Linked DNA regions of Mus musculus: region 1 is linked to region 2. A link is a loop called in an ENCODE intact Hi-C map of the cell type or tissue named here. Cell type or tissue: left cerebral cortex. All regions are shown on one strand. Links, peaks and the distances in the headings refer to the core of each region. The heading gives the core; the rest is flanking DNA. Region 1 holds the start of BC035044 (cDNA sequence BC035044). Region 2 overlaps Clec2g (C-type lectin domain family 2, member g).

Region 1 (8,718 bases), core at 516-8,515, 92 kb after region 2:
GTGGTTGCTCAGATGTGAACTGGGAACATGCAGAAGAGCAGTCAGTGCTCTTAACTATTGAGCAATCTCTCTAGCCTCGATTGTTTTCATTTGTGATGTTAAAAAATATTCTCAATCCCATTTGATAGCACTGTGGGACCATAGGGGAAAAAGTAGCACCCATAGATAACAGGCTAAGAAGAGTCTCTTGGTAAGTGCTAGACAGGAGGAGTTTGGCAATGGAGGTTATAGTTGTTGAGCTTGCTACAGATCCACATCCGATTTATATAGCTCCTCGAACTGCTGATCCTATCGCTGCTCAGGTAGGCATATCTTCCCACTCCTAGGATGGGATTCCTGAAAAGAAACGAAAAACAGTAAGCCTACAGAGCCCAGAACTGCATTTGCTCCTGCAATGAAATCTCGCCAGTCTCCACTGATTTTTGGTAATATGAATCAAAAAGTCCCTGAGGAGTCATCTGCATTAGTTTTATACCTACTGTCTCACATTCTCAGGATTTGAACACCACTCCTTTGTCATTTGTCCATGGTGAATCCTGTAATGTGTGTACAAGGCATTGGGCTGGTGCTTGCTGCCATGTTCAAATGAACCGCAGCCATGAGTGACACGACTAAGGGTGATTTTCAATTCTGTTTTTAGGCATTTTATATATGGGGACGCCCACTTAGTAAATTGCTCTAAGGGCTTCAGTGATGGATGTGACTGAGTCTGTGATTTACCATCCCAGGAAAACAGCTCAAACCCAAGGACTGCTTTGGGTGCTCAATGATAACAAGACTTTAGAGGAGGTTCCAAATGTACTTAGAGTCTCTGCTTTCCTGAACAGGTGCAGCCATGCAAATAGTGGAAAGCTGAATCTCAGGCTTGCAGATACTGCAGTGGCTTTCTAGGGTCTCAGAGCCCCCACTGGCCATCTGAGGCTCTGTCTATATCCCTCACAGGGCATTTATCAACAACAGAAATGTTTAAGTTGGAGCCAGAGCAAACAATAGCTACTCCCAGACACCATCGTTATGGTAAATATTTTGAGTAAAATGACATGATGCAAAGGTTTTGAAAATGACGGTCAATAAACAGGAAAACCTCTGAAGTATTTAAATTTGTGAGTTTGTAGAGCTTTCTGGGGATTGGCTGTTGCATTTATACATACTCTCTGCCCCTGAGCCACACCTCCAGCACAAGGGTTCATTTTTTTTTCTTCCTTCCTTTTTCAGTTGGCTTGACATGACATTGACTTTCATCTCTCATAGCCACGACACACATATATCACAACACAGGAACATAATAGAAGGAAAAACATTGTGAAAATATACATGTTGTTATACTCAGTGTTGTTTGTCCACTTCCAAGGGTGCTCTGACGACTCTCTGTGCAGGCCAATCCAGCAATCAAAATCCCCCTTGAATCTCTTTAGGAAAATCTGTCATAAAACACAAAAAAATCAAAAACATATATGTCTCTTTGTTTCAGATGATCCTGGAGTCTCTCCACTCCACAACTTTCTCTAGAGATAACAGGAGGATGTAACTGAGGGTCACATTCCTCTGTGGCCTGAAAAGTTCTGTGTTAACCTCCCACTGCAGTTATTATCAGTTGTGTCCTTCTGTACCCAACATATGCCAGCATATGGGAAAACACTCATGGCCACCAGGTATCCCAGTAAAATGGCATATTTGACCTTCCAGCTGACTATGAGCACTTCATGAGAGAATGTTTCTTGACTGTGTCAGGGCTCCAGTCAGAAGTCAAGCATCAGCAAATGGTGCACACTCACGTTCCCTATGTCTCCATGTGCTTGGGATGGGATCCTTCCGCAGGCCTCATCTGTAACTCTCTATTGCAAGGCAATGTAATGTTCAACAGAACAGACAGACAAACCAATCCCTGTCCCTTGCTTACCAGCTCCTCCTCGTTGTCAAACCGAGCTAGTTGGGCCTCTTGTGCCATGCAGAAGGCCTGGGCAAATGTCCAGTTACGTGGGTATCCAGAAAAATAAAAACATTTATTTCCAACTCCAGTCCAGTTTTTTGAGCAAGCAGCATAGGTCTTGTTGATTATGATCTGTTCTGTCTTTTTTGCTAAAATGTAGAAAATACAATGAATCATGACAAACATACTTTCTCTCTCTTTTTGGCACACCCTCCTGAGCTCAGCTGTGAGGTCTGACTCTGATGGTAGCTTTCCTAACTGATCTGTAGGATTCCTCTCCTGAGCGAGATGTGCTTTTAACTAAAATCCTCCCACCTTGGGCCTGTGTCCCATTCTCTCTCAGGTGCTCACTGTCAGTAGGGCTCCCAGGGAGTGCACTTCTATAACAGCATTACTTTCTGAGCTTTGGATGACCGTTTACTACAGTGGGAATTGCTACAGCAGCAAGCACTCTGTAGGGACACCTACTGACACCCAGCCTGATAACTGAGATTGCTGTGAGAACTTTTGGGTAAGCAGTATATACGGTGCAGACATGTTGCACTAAAGGATGACTTCAAATACTTAAGAGGACAGTGCAAGATTGTATTGCACTATTCTGATATTGTGGTACTAAAATCCTATAAATTTCTTACTTCAGAAACTTTCCATTTAATACTTTGAAAATTCAGTTAAGCCTGGTAACTCAACTAGGTTATGGTGGGAGGCACTGTATCTTCCTGGCCATATTACTCTTCCCTGTCCTCACCTTTGAGGTTCCTACTTTGAAATTTCCTCTCTTTATTCTCTGCCTTGAACAGTTCCCCAAGGAGATTTATGTCCCTGACATCTCAGTTGAGAGCTTACTGAAAGTCATCTTCTCACAGATGCCAAGCCAAGACTCCTGTGTACACCACAGACTGTGTGTTCCTTCACTGCAACTTCCAGCTAGAACCTAAGTTCCCAGAGAACAGGAATTTCCAGTGTGATTTCTCCAGAGCCCTTCCCACAATGCCTGGGTCACAGTGGTCAGTAAGTATAACTGACCATGTGAATGTGGACGAAGTGTCACATAATTTGGAAAATAAGTCACTTACTTGACAAAGCAACAGAAAGAGCAATTACAGCTACAGTGAGGACCATGATCACTCCATAGCAGCAGTAAAGTTTAACAGGAGACACAGTGGAGATGATTCTGAAACATTTTCCTTGGACAATTTTACCTGAAAATATGAATATAAGAATGATAATTTTTAAGAATTTCTTAAGGAAAATAAAATAAATTCACCACAAAGCTTTACAATTGCCTATCAGTTCCTGAAAGGCTTCTGCCAACCCTTTTAGAGAAGGCCCTGGTCCACAAAGGATGTCCATGGTAGAAAGAAGTCTAGAGAGGATGGAAACAGAACTTCTGCCAGGGAGACTTCTGATCACTGAACTCAGGGTGAATAATGGAAGAGCAAAAATGGACGGAGTGGAGATCCCAGTGACATGCAAACAACAAAAATCTGGTTTTGGCTCCATAAAAAGCGCCCTGGCTAGAAGGAGTTGTAGAAACACTAGAAAATAAATTGATGTAATTAGATGTATTACAAAATAAGAAAAGAGGAAAAATTAGAAATATCTCAATAAACAACAAAAATATGTGGAAAATGGAAGTGAAAGGAACTTCTTCAACCCTACAAAATTCATCCATTAAAAACAAAGCAGTAAGTCCAACTTCAGTCAGCTGCACTCTCAATGGTGCCATTATGAATGTGTTCCCAGCAATCAGGAGCAAGAGTCAGATGTCTGCTCATTACTCCAGGTAGACTTTTCCCAGGAGGTGCTCGCCAGGACAAAGAAATAGGGTCAGGTGTCTGGAGAATGGCTCAGCTGTTAAGATCTCTTTCAGCTCTTCCAGAGGACTTGAATTGAAGGTAGCTTACAACATTGCACACCTCCAGTTCCAAGGGGTCCATTGCCCTCTTCTGGCTTCTGTACACACTGGGCATTCATGTTATGTACAAACCTGCAGGCAAACAGCCACATACATAAAATGAGTCTCTTAAAGAACGAAAGGAGGTTTATGCTTCTCAGAAACAGGTGAAAGTGTTTCTTTTCACAGATGACAGGGTTCTATCTACATAAAAATCCAAACAAATCTACAAAAGACCGTTGGATGTAAAAAAAAAAAAAAAAAATGAGTTTATAAAACTGCAGGACAGGGTGACAGCATGGTAAAATCAGTTGTATTGTCCTGTCAAGTGGAAATTAATATCTTAGACAGTAATGCCAAAAAAACATAAAATTACAAATCTAAAAATAGGATGTTCATAGTCAGCATAACAAAAACTACATGTAAATATATAAAGAAATAAAAAGGAAAGTTGGCTCAGTGGTTTCGAACATTTGTTGATCTTTCAGAGGACCTGGGTTAAATCTAGAACCAATATAAGAGCTCACAAGCCTCTGTAAATCCATATTCAGGAAGTCTGAGAACTTTCCTAACCTTGGTGGGCACTAGGAATGCACACAATCCATAGATATCTATGCAGGCGAAGCACTCGTACATGTTACATTTTTGAAATAAAGAAAGAAATCAAGGCAGCGCTAAACACATAATGAACTAGAACACTCCATATTGCTCATGTCAACAATTTCTGAACACACATATATGTGTAACATATTCCAGAGATGTAGTTGCCTTCAGAAAAAAAAAAATCATAGCACCAAGTTGTATGAGAAGTAATATGAAAATTAAAAAGAGTCAAAAATTAATAGTCAAAAATTATTCTGAGAATGAAGAGGTCAAAATCAGAAAGATCACAAGGCCTGACCTGATGTCTCATGTTCTCATGGGAACAGGAATGAAAGCCTGGTGCTAGCATCAGAGTAGACACTGAAACAACACAGCAGAAAACAGGACTCCACAATGAGGTCAAACACATGTGGGTGGTCAAGAGACACTTAACAGAGATGAACAGTCTTTAGACAGGGAAAAGATGGCATCACTCCCGTGTGTGCTACTGAAACAACCTTCTATCTGTCTCCTAAAAAAATAAATAAATAAATAAATAGGCATAAATTTCTACAGTCCATTTGTAGACATAGAGATCCAAGCACAAAACTTAATATCATAAAGTCATTTGATTTTTAGAAAAGTAAGGGAATGTTTGTGAACTTGTCTTGGGCAAAATCATCTTCGATTTAAGAGCAAAATCACTGTCTGCATAACAGGATGGTTATACATTGATGTGGATGTCCATGTTGAGGTAGAACTAACAACTTCTTAAGGCTAAATTTTACAGCTTCTACAAAGCTGTTTGTAAGTGTAAAATGTGATATGCTCCCATCCTACCCACATATTCCCATGCTGGAAAGGAATTCAAGTTGCAAGACATCTTTATGTGAATATTTGCAGCAGCTTTAAGGATCCCTGTGAAAATGACACATTTGTGACCATTAAAATATCCCCAAGCTGATGACAAGGTAAACCTCTCAACACAAGAAACAACTTGGAACACATGCCTGTGCTTGCCTTATCTCATGCCACTTTAACAGGCCAAATGTCCCAAGGGCTTCTTCCCCAAAGTGTCCCTAAACTAACCCGAAAGTAAGCTCATGCAAAGGTCAGAGAGCTACAGGAAGTCCCAGTTTCCTTTGTGAAGAGACCCCCAACTGCCACTATTCACTTCCTCCTATCACTTCTCTAGAAGTTTCCTGACAGCTTTTCACAACCTCTTTGCATAGTATTTGCTGGTGAGATTCTTAAAAATTTCTGAACTCAGAGCATGATTCTGTGTAGGCGATGCTATGGGTATGATCCCTCAGCATCTCACCAGCAGTGCATGTTTCTGACACACTACTGATTAGCACTGCACTGTGAGTGATGAGCAGAAGGCATTGCTGTGACAAGCTGAAAGAACTCTTGTGGGACTTCTCTGCTTCATGGACCCATTTTAAGTCATCTGGAAAGGTGACTACTCATGGCTGTGGCGGAGGAGTGGTGAGAGTGTCTGCAGCAGACAACGGGGAAACAGGTAGGGTAGGGGGTCTGTATATATTTTTAAAATGACTGTTTTAGTCTTATTTATTTTACATTTAAGAGTGCTTTGTCAGCTAAATGTAAGAATGTGTGAATGTAATGTATGTATGTATGTATGTAGTGTACTACATGCATGATTACTGTTAGAGGAATTTAGAAAATATATTGGATCCCTGGAATTGGAATTAGGGGTGGGTGTTGAGCCACCATATGTGTGCTGGGAGTGAAACCTCAGTCCTTAGCAAGAGCAATAAATGCTCTCAGTGGTTGAGCCAAGTCTCCAGCCCCTATGTATCTTAATGAAGAACACCTGATTATATGTTTTCAAAATTCACAGAAATGTATACCAAATGAATTAATTTTATTGAGTGCTAATTATAGTTTTTACAGAGTTTTCACTGACTTTAATCCTTGCATTTTGTGCATTTTCGCACACCTAAAATACCAGAAAGCTTCTATTACATTAACAAGGAGGGAAAGGAGCCTTAGGATTAGAAAGAAGGCTTTAAGCACTGAGCTTTTGCATTTTGGATCCACACAGAACTCCCAGCCTTAATTCTTTCTAGTTCTACAGAATATAAAATGATAGCATAATAAATTCGCCTGTGCTCATTTCCAGCCCCAGCACCTCTCAGCCATGTGCTGCTGGGAGCCCTCCTCAGCCCTCCTCACACTCCCTATAGAAAGGAAGTCTTGGGAGATTTCTAAACCCCTTCAGATTGTAAAGGAGTGGTTTGGTTTCATTGTGATTTCAGGTTCTGCACTGTGATTTCAAAAATCTTTCCAAATCGAAGAAAAGAGTGTAAACTCCTGTCTGCTTTTAGCTAACAAACCCCTCTACAACTGATGAACAATGTTGGCCTTTCAGTGCCTGACTAATTTGTCTCAGCATGTCACCCAGGTCCAGCCATGTTGTCACAAAAGACATCCTATCTTACTAGTACATAGTATTCCAGTATATATGGGAGTATGTATCACAGGTTTTCCACACTCATCCACTGATAGATGCTGATGTCTGTTTGGTTGGAGCCTCCGACTTGGCCCATACCCCACACCTCCCACCACCCCAGCCCTGGCACCCAAAGCCCAGTTCCACATTCATGGTAGCTGTAGCAACCTTGTCCCCAGCCTAGGTGACCACGCTGGGACTCAAGCCCAGCTTGTGGCAGACAGGTCATTTTCCTTCACCAACAATCTATAAAAACACCTTCCCTGCCATAGCCTGGGCAGGACTTCCACCTTGTGCCCTGAGACTGGTGACCTTGCCCTGGAACTGTTCTGAAATAAATATGCTTTTCTACTTTTAATTCAGCTCGAGTTGGCTTATTAAGTCATCAGAGAAGCCTACTAGTGTGTTCCATGTGCTGGCTATTGTAAACACACAAGCAAGTAAAAATATCTCTTACCAGGGGCTGTGGGGAGTAGAGACAGAACAGATAATAATTTCTTTAAAGTGATATCAGATCTGGTGTTCAAAGGCACAGTAGGATGAATACTGCTCACAATAACGTACCGTAATTCTAAAGCTAGCCCAAGGGGTTTTGAATATATTCACCATAATGAAACAAAGAGCAAGTTCGTTCATCTTACTGTGTCAATCAAAAACCACATCCTGCTCTGGCCTTGAACTGTTTGGATTTGCTCACTGGCAGGGGCACCAATGAGAGGAGAAAGGCTGCACAGACTTGTTTTAAGTAGCCAAGATTTGTTCTCAGGTCCGGAAGGTGATGAAAAAAGTCGCCATTTTAGAACCTCACCATTTTATTGCTCAGTCATGGACTCTCTTAAGGCCCTCTGGTGTTCATCTAGACTACTAGCCCTCAGAAGCACATGGCTTATCTGAGAAACAGTAGTATTACTCACGACCTTTCTCTTTGGGTATGAGTCAGAGGAGGTGAAAACATTAGAGAAGCTGCGGTGGCTTCTAGAGAGACCACTGTGAGACAGCAGATACAGTAACTTTCACCAAATTCAGTTGCTTTATGTCCCTTGGCCTGTGCTGTGAGGACCTGGCTGCCATTTTTAACCCATAGAAAAGTCTGAAGAACAAAGGAAATCTTTACTTTTCTAAGTTTTCCCAACACAACAGGTGCTATGGCTTACTGTGAGGAGTATGGGACTTGGTGGAACCTGGCTATAGCTCACAGTCAAAGGCAGCAGGCCAATCATACCTGCTACTCTGCCTCAAGAAGACCCTGTTTTACACTCTGGTTAAGGGTCTGTTTAAGGGACCAGGATAGCCGTGGAGGAGGGTACTTTAGGTGTGCACAGGATGGCATGGAGTAGGGCCCTAGGGTTGAAGGGAGGCATGGTTAGGTCTCCCTCTTCCTCGACCTGTCCCCCACCTCCCAGAACAGTATTTCCAATCATCTTAGCAGCTAGGCTGTCCACTCTGAAGGAGCTTGCCTGGTATCCTCAGGCTGCCACTAGGCCATTGATCTAACAACAATTGTGAACTCTGCTTTTCAAGAAATTTGATATTTTATTCCTAAACAAAAGTATTAAAGTGGGGGTAAAGTCATGGCTCAACAGGGAAGGGAGCTTGCTGCTCTTGCAGAGAGAGGACTTGGTTCATTCCCAGCACCCAGTGAACTAAAACTGTAGATGGATTTGTAGATGGGATAAATCTCCCACCCCCACCCTACTGGAAAAAAACTGATCCTTCCCTGATGCCACAAGAGTCATTTAAGGCCAGAAAGAGTATTACCTGATACCCGTGTCCTTGGGAAGAGAGAAATTCCAAAAGCTTGGAGGTTTGGGGAAGGGGGAGTGCTGTGGGAGC
Region 2 (8,718 bases), core at 535-8,534:
GCAAAGCATCTGTAAGGCAAAAGATACTGTCAATAAGACAAAAAGGCCACCAACAGACTGGGATGTTTACCAATCCTAAATCTGATAGGGGACTAATATCCAATATATACAAAGAGCTCAAGAAGCTGGACTCCAGAAATTCAAATAACGCCATTAAAAATGGAGTACAGAGCTAAACAAAGAATACTCAACTGAGGAATACCGAATGGCGGAGAAGCACGTGAAAAAATGTTCAACATCCTTAATCATCAGGAAAATGTAAATCAAAACAACCCTCAGATTCCACCTCACACCACTCAGAATTGCTAAGATCAAAAATTTAGGTGACAGAAGATGCTGGAGAGGATGTGGAGAAAGAGGAACACTCCTCCATTGCTGGAGTGATTGCAAGCTTGTACAACCACTCTGGAAGTCAGTCTGGAGGTTCCTCAGAAAATTGGACATAATACTACTGGAAGATCCAGCAATACCTCTCCTGGGCATATACCCAGAAGAAGTTCCAACTGGTAATAAGAACACATGCTCTATTATGTTCATAGCAGCCTTATTTATAATAGCCAGAAGCTGGAAAGAACCCAGATGTCCCTCAACAGAAGAATGGATACAAAACATGTGGTACATTTACACAATGGTGTACTACTCAGCTATTAAAAACAATGAATTTATGAAATTCTTAGCAAATGGATGTATCTGGAGGATAACATCCTGCATGAGGTAAACCAATCACAAAAGAAGTCACTTGATATGTACTCACTGATAAGTGGATATTAGCCCAGAAACTTAGAATACCCAAAATACAGTTTGCAAAGCACAAGAAAATCAAGAAGAAGGAAGACAAACACATTGATTCTTCATTCCTTCTTAAACTGGGGAACAAAATACCCATGGAAGGAGTTACAGAGAAAATGTTTGGATCTGAGTCAAAAGGATGGACCATCCAGAGACTGCCCCACCATGGAATCCATTCCATAATCAGCCACCAAACACTATTGCATACCCCTGCAAGATTTTGCTGAAAGGACCCTAATATAGCTGTCTCATATGAGGCTATGCCAGTGCCTGGCAAATACAGAAGTGGATGCTTACAGTCATCTATTAGATGGAACAAAGGGCCCCCAATGGAGGTACTGAAGGGTTCTGTATCCCTATGGGTGGAACAACAATATGAACTAACCAGTACCCCCAGAGCTCGTGTCTCTAGCTGCATATGTAGCAGAAGATGGCACAGTCGGCCATCATTGGTAAGAGAGGCCCCTTGGTCTTGCAAACTTTATATGCCCCAGTACAGGGGAACACCAGTGCCAAGAGGTGGGACTGAGTGGGTAGGGGAGCAGGGTGGGGGGACTGTGTAGGAGACTTTCAGGATAGCATTTGAAATGTAAATGAAGAAAATATATAATAAAAAAATAAAATATATATATACTACCTTAAAAAAATAATGCAAGAAATGTCAGTGTGTGACAGTGTAATAGAGAACTAAGTGCAACAGATGAAAAATGAGTAAACACAGTGCATTTTGGAAAGAGTAATGTGTTTATGACTATGAATGTTGTGTTCTGTTCCTGTAGCAGAATGCATAAAGGCAATATACAGCAGCATCCAGCAGCAAAACAGTGATTCCACATTTGGACTTTGAGTAAATGGCTGGAGCGATGGCTCATTGATTAAGAGCACTTGCTGATTTTGCAGAAGAGCAGGGTGAATTTCTCAGTGCGCATGCTGCTCACACCATCTATATAACTCTCATTCTGGAGGCTCAGACACCTTCTTCTGGCCTCTGCTTCACTTATGTGGTTCTCAGACATACATGCAGGCAAAACTCCTATGCCCTCTTGACCTAAGACAAAAGCCTGACAGCTTAAAACAAAGGCCTGGAAGGCTTTTAATCTGACCAGTATCATACATACCTGCTCTTCTATGAACTCACATGACAGCTTCAAGGCACGCTTGTGAAACTATGAAATTCTCTCAAGTGGGCATCTGTAAATGTCCCTATATTTTATTTTTGCATCCTTTAGCTTCTTTTGTCAACAGACTGGATATGTAAACAGGACTCAGCATTTTGCTGCATACAGGCAATACATCTCAGTGACAAAGACAGACAATAATTCAGAGTAAAAGGTTGCAAAACAATTTTCCAAGCAAATGGACCCAAGAAACAAGATTCAGCAGCCATTCTAATATTGAATAAAATCTACTTTCAACTAGAAGTTATCAAAAAAGATAAGGAGGGACACCATACTGGTCAAAGGAAAAATCTACCAAGATGAACTCTCAATTCTGAACATCTATGCTCCAAATGCAAGGGCACCCACATTCATAAAATAAACTTTACTGAAGTTCAAAGCACACATAGCACCCTCCACAATAATAGTGGGAGACTTCAATACCCCACTCTCAGCAATGGACAGATCATGGAAACAGAAACAAAGCAGAGACACAGTGAAATTAACATGTTATAAACCAAATGGATCTAACACTTCATCCAAAAGCCAAAGAATATACTTTCATCTCAGCACCTCATGATACCTTCTCCAAAATTGACCATATAAGTGTTCACAAAACAGGCCTCAACAGATACAAGAAGTCTGAAATAATCCCATGCAACCTATCAGATCACCATAGGCTAAGCCCAGTCTTAAATACCAACAAAAACAACGAAAAGCACACATACATATGGAAGCTGAACAATGCTCTACTTAATGATAACTTGGTCAAGGAAGAAATAAAAAAAAAAATTAAAGACTTTTTAGAAGTTAATGAAAATGGAGACACATCATACAAAAACTTTTAAGACACAATGAAAGCACTGGTAGGAGAAACACTCATAGCTCTAAGTGCCTCTAAAAAGAAACTGAAGAAGGCTTACACTAGCAGCTTGATAGCACGCCTGAAAGCTCTAGAACAAAAAGAAACAAATGCACCCAAGAGGAGTAGAAGGTAGTAAAGAATCAAGCCAAATAGAAACAAAAAGATGTATACAAAGACTCAACAAAACTAGGAGCTGGTTCTTTGAGAAAATCAACAAGATACATAAACCTTTAGACAGACTAAACTGAGAGCACAGAGTCAGTAACCAAATTAATAAAATCAGAAATGAAAAGGGAGACATAACAAGAAAATACATCTTAAAATAACTATTCTGTTTGGTGAGTATCAATGGTTGAAAAAATTAAAATCATGTTCTACAAACATCATGGAAATATTAATGATAACTTTTAACTCTCTTGAAATTAGCATTTTCTTAATGTTTAACATTTATTTCTCTGAACCATCCCTGGGACCATAGTCTACCTATCTCTTAGGATGTAGGAAGTAAAATGGATTGCAAAAAAATAGTATTATTAGGACTAAATGGGGGGGGCTAAGAAAGTCATTTTCAGAGTGAAATGTGCTTGCATTCATCTAATAAATAATTAAACCTGGCTTTAAAATAAAGACAATGCGTTACTCAAAATGTATGTGTGATTAGAAGCATTGGACCTGATTCAATTCCCAGCACCCATATGGGAGCCACATCTGCCTGTAACTCCAGTTTCAGAGGATGTGGCACCCTTACACAGACACACATGCAGGCAAAGCATCAACGCATTTTTAAAATGTTCTTGGTCTTTAGTATTGAGAAGTAGAATGGCTGGTGTGGTGAAACACACCTGTGACCCCAGCTACTTAAGGAGGGTCACAGATTTAGGCAAGAACTTATAAGAAAATTACAAAAACTGCAGGGATACGTGCTACTTTTGCAGAGCTTGATCAGCAGTGCCAATAAAAGGAACACAAAAAGGCTGGAAAGATGGCTCAGCAGTTAGGAGCACTTGTTCTTGCTCCATTTCCAGCATCCACATCACCACTCACAGTAAGCAGGGAGCTGATTCCTTCTGGTCCTGTCTGATCTCTGTCTGAGCTGTCTCTGCATTGTCTGCCCAGCACAGGTGGGGCAAATACATATGAACATACAAGCAATAAGCATAAATGAAGTCCGTACAAATGTAGTGTTTAGGTTTTATTTTTTTTTTAATTTCCCTTCCCTCCTCCCTCCCCCTATGTCCCTCTCCCCTTCCCTTCCTCCATTTCTCCATCCCTTTCTCCTTAAAGACCTGGAGGCCTCCCATGGATATCAACTCCCCCTTGGCATATCAAGTTGATATAGTCTTTAAAAAGACCAAGAAGGAGAAGAAAGGATGAAGAGACCAAGAGCTGCGTTTAGCCTATGATTTTTTCTCTTTTGGGACTCATCAGTACATGGTAGCTCAATCTATAAGATTTTCAATATTTTTTTAAAGGCTCAGTAATGCACATGCTAGTGTAAAATTAAGTATTAAATGCCTAAGGAGTTTAACTCACATTTGATGTGAAATAAATCCAAAAAAATGGTCAGGACCCATAATGAGACAAGCTAATAACTAGCAGGTGATCATCCTGAAGTGGCCTGCCTCAGATTATTATATAATCTGTGACAGGTGAGCCCTCATTAAGCAAGGCTATGAGTGACTCGTTTTAGGAGAGATTCCTGCTATTAATGTGCTTTTACTGTTATTGTTAAACATATATAACAATTGCTGAGTAGAAACACTCCCCCTTTGAAGCAGATCTCTGCAGATCCACAAAGATGAACTATCTTGTAGTGATTCTATATAGACTCCACCATTACACTGGCCTGGGCCAGAAGGCTCCTGGAATAAAATAGTGAAATTAAAATGGTATTTGATTATAAAATGCAGTACACTTAGAACAGGAAAAGTAAGTAAGTATAATTATACTTAGAACAGTATAATTGGAAATAGGAATATTAAAATTAAAGTGGAGAAACATTTCGCCAATGTCCCTCATCTTTTTAAATTGCAGAGTAAAAAGTAAATCTTAATTTTACACACTTTTTAAAAATTCTTCTGTATGTTGGTTTGAATTTTTGAAAAGCATGTATAATATGTTTCTTCAAATTACGGGATGCAACAGACATCTCATCTTCCCTATCATTATTAAAGTGTTTTTGTGCTTTCCGTCCCCACTGGTGAACCTGAGACCCTCCTGTGTCAACCCTTCGGTACCTGGGATTACAGATGCTTCTCAGGATCCCAGCCATTCTGCTTTCATTATTAAAGGTTACACCCATGTTGGGGGACTCATTTTTGTGGTCTCATAAATTCAAAAGAAGAATTCTCTGCACAAAACCTTAATATCATAAAAGTGGGGTTCCCTAACATTAGTTGTACTTTAGGCTTAAGGTATGAGTGCTGACATCTATTTAAAACTCATCTATGGTCTTGTAATCCTCCATGTGTGCACCTCTCTAAGGTGGTTTTCTTTTTCTTTTTTAAGATTTACTTATTTATCATATGTAGGTATAGTGTAGCTGTTTTCACACACCACAGAAGAGGACATAAGATGTCATTACAGATGTTTGTAAGACACCATGTGGTTGCTCAGATGTGAACTCGGGACATGCAGAAGAGCAGTCAGTCTCTTAACTACGGAGCAATCTCTCCAGCCTTGATGGTTTTCATTTGCGACGTTAAAAAATATTCTCAATCCCGTTTGATAGCACTGTGGGACCATAGGGGAAAAAGTAGCACCCATAGATAACAGGCTAGGAAGAGTCTCTTGGTAAATGCTAGACAGGAACAGGAGTTGGGCAGTGGAGGCTATAGTTGTTAAGCTTGCTACAGATCCATATCCGAGGTATATAGTGCCTGGAACTGCTGATCCCATTGCCGCTCAGGTAGGCACATGTTTCCACTCCCTGGATGGGAATCCTGAAAAGAAACCAAAAAAGTAAGCCTACAGAGCCCAGAACTGCATTTGCTCCTGCAATGAAATCTCACCAGTCTCCACTAATTTTTGGTAATATGAATCAAAAAGTCCCTGAGGAATCACCTGCATTAGTTTTACACCTACTGTCTCATATTCTCAGGATTTGAACACCACTCCTTTGTCATTTGTCTATGGTGAATCCTGTAATGTGTGTACAAGGCATTGGGCTGGTGCTCGCTGCCATGTTCAAATGAACTGCAGCCATGAGTGACCCCACCAAGGGTGATTTTCAATTCTGTTTTTAGGCATTTTATATATGGGGACGCCCACTTAGTAAATTGCTCTAAGGGCTTCAGTGATGGATATGACTGAGTCTGTGATTTACCATCCCAGTAAAACAGCTCAAACCCAAGGACTGTTTTGGGTGCTCAGTGATGACGAGACTTTAGAGGAGGTTCCAAATATACTTAGAGTCTCTGCTTTCCTGAACAGATGCAGACATGCAAATAGTGGAAAGCTGAATCTCAGGCTTGCAGATTCTGCAGTGGCTTTCTGGGGTTTCAGAGCCCCCACTGCCCATCTAAGGCTCTGTCTATATCCCTCACAGGACATTTATCAACAACAGAAATGTTTAAGTTGGAGCCAGAGCAAACAATAGCTACTCTCAGACACCATCATTATGGTAAATATTTTGAGTAAAATGACATGATGCAAAGGTTTTGAAAATGACGGTCAATAAACAGGAAAACCTCTGAAGTATTTAAATTTGTGGGTGTGTAGAGCTTTCTGGGGATTGGATATTGCATTTATACACACTCTCTACCCCTGTGCCACACCTCCAGGCAAGGGTTCATTTTTTTTTTCTTTCTTCCCAGTACAGTTGGCTTCACATGACATTGACTTCCATCTCTCATAGCCACGACACACACATATCACAACACATGAACATAATAGAAGGAAAAACATCGTGAAAACATACATGTTGTTATACTCAGTGTTGTCTGTCCACTTCCAAGGGTGCTCTGACGACTCTCTGTGCAGTCCAATCCAGGAATCAAAATTTGCCTTGTATCTCATTAGGAAATTCTGTCATAAAACACAAAAAAGTCAAGAATACATGTGTCTATTTGTTTCAGATGATCCTGGAGTCTCTCCACTCCACACCTTTCTCTAGAGATAACAGGAGGATGTAACTGAGGGTCACATTCCTCTGTGGTCTGGACAGTTCTGGGTTAACCTTCCACTGCAGTTATTATCAGTTGTCTCCTTCTGTACCCAACATATGCCAGCATATGGGAAAACACTCATGGTCACCAGGTATCCCAGTAAAATGGCATATTTGACCTTCCAGCTGACTATGAGAACTTCATGAGAGAATGTTTCTTGACTATCTCAGGGCTCCAGTCAGAAGTCAAGTATCAGCAAATGGCGCACACTCACATTCCCTATGTCTCCATGTACTTGGGTGGGATCCTTCCTCAGGCCTCATCTGTAACTCTCTATCTCAAGGCAATATAATATTCAACAGAACAGACAGACAAACCAATCCCTGCCCATTGCTTACCAGCTCCTTCTCGTTGTCAAACCGAGCTAGTTGGGCCTCTTGTGCCATGCAGAAGGTCTGGGCGAATGTCCAGTTACTTGTGTATTCAGAAAAATAAAAACATTTATTTCCAACTCCAATCCAGTTTTTCGGGCAAGCAGCATAGGTCTTGTTGATTAGGATCTGTTCTGTCTTTGTTGCTAAAATGTAGAGAATACAATGGATCATGGCAAGCAGGCCTTCTCTCGTTTTGGCACACCCTCCTGAGCTCAGCTGTGAGGTGTGAATCTGATGGTAGCTTTCCTAACTGATCTGTAGGAATCCTCTCCTGAGTGAGATGTGCCTTTAACTAAAAGGCCTCCCACCGTGGGCCTGTGTCCCATTCTCTCTCATATGCTCACTGTCAGTAGGGCTCCCAGGAAGTGCACTTCTATAACAGCATCACTTTCTGAGCTTTGGATGACCATTGACTACAGTGGGGATTGCTACAGCAGCAAGCACTCTGTAGGGACACCTACTGACACCCAGCCTGATAATTGAGATTGCTATGAGAATTTTTGGGTAGGTCGTATATACGGTGCAGACACCTTGCACTAAAGGATGACTTCAAATACTTAAGAGGACAGTGCAAGATTTTATTGCACTATTCTGAATATTGTGGTACTAAAATCCTATAAATTTCTTACTTCAGGAACTTTCCATTTAATACTTTCAAAATAGAGTTGAGCCTGGTATCTAAACTCATGGCTCATGGTCAAAGGCACTGTACCTTCCTGGCCTCACCTTTGAAGTTCCTACTTGGAGATTCCCTCTTGTTATTCTCTGCCTTGAATAGTTCTCCCAAGGGGACCTACTTCCCCTGCATCTCTGTCTAGAGCTTGCTGGATGTCATCTTCCCAGGGATGTGCCCATCAAAGCCTCTGTGTTCCTTCACTGCATCTTCCTGTTGGAACCTAAATTCTCAGAGAACAGGACCTTCCAGTGTGTTTCCTCTAGAGCCCTTGCCACAGTGCCTGGCTCACAGTGCTTAGAAAGCATAACTGGCAATGTGAATATGGACAGAGTGTTACAGAATTTGGAGGGTATGTCACTTACCTGGCAAAGCAACAGAAAGAGCAACTACAGCTACAGTGAGGACCATGATCACTCCACAGCAGCAGTAAAGCTTAGCAGAAGACTCAGGGGAGATGGCTCTGAGACTATTTCTTTGGAGAATTTTATCTGTAAAATATGAATATAAGAATGCGAATTTCAAGAATTTCTTAAATAAAATAAAATAACCACAAAACCCACTTGACAATTGCCTATCAGTTCCTGAAAGGCTTCTGCCAACCCTTTTAGAGAAGGCCCTGGTCCACAAAGGATGTCCATGGTAGAAAGAAGTATAGAGAGGATGGAAACAGAACTTCTGCCAGGGAGCCTTC

What was found. Peaks named below come from ENCODE experiments on the same cell type or tissue, not always from the same donor. Only the 100,000 strongest peaks of a DNase experiment are listed, where the experiment ranks them.
Region 1: it touches region 2 in a loop (2.8-fold over the local background); 18 of 42 quality-filtered maps call a loop at or near these places.

What each region holds. Positions count from the first base shown.
Region 1 is chr6:128,888,030-128,896,747 of GRCm38, reverse strand. It overlaps BC035044 (cDNA sequence BC035044), which reads left to right and starts at 5,624. Exons shown (of 3, transcript NM_001254946.1): 1 at 5,624-5,931. The coding sequence starts at 5,781. It overlaps Clec2i (C-type lectin domain family 2, member i), which reads right to left. Exons shown (of 6, transcript NM_020257.2): 2 at 3,850-3,920; 3 at 3,007-3,132; 4 at 1,901-2,079; 5 at 1,315-1,421; 6 at 1-336. The coding sequence ends at 198. In left cerebral cortex, for the core only: no CTCF peak of the experiment used is centred there; a DNase peak (open chromatin) is centred at 5,441.
Region 2 is chr6:128,979,981-128,988,698 of GRCm38, reverse strand. Clec2g (C-type lectin domain family 2, member g) reads right to left here. Exons shown (of 7, transcript NM_027562.4): 4 at 8,390-8,515; 5 at 7,316-7,494; 6 at 6,731-6,837; 7 at 3,992-5,753. The coding sequence ends at 5,612. Among named protein-coding and RNA genes, the nearest start is that of BC064078, 8.6 kb to the left of the region's middle. In left cerebral cortex, for the core only: no CTCF peak of the experiment used is centred there; no DNase peak of the experiment used is centred there.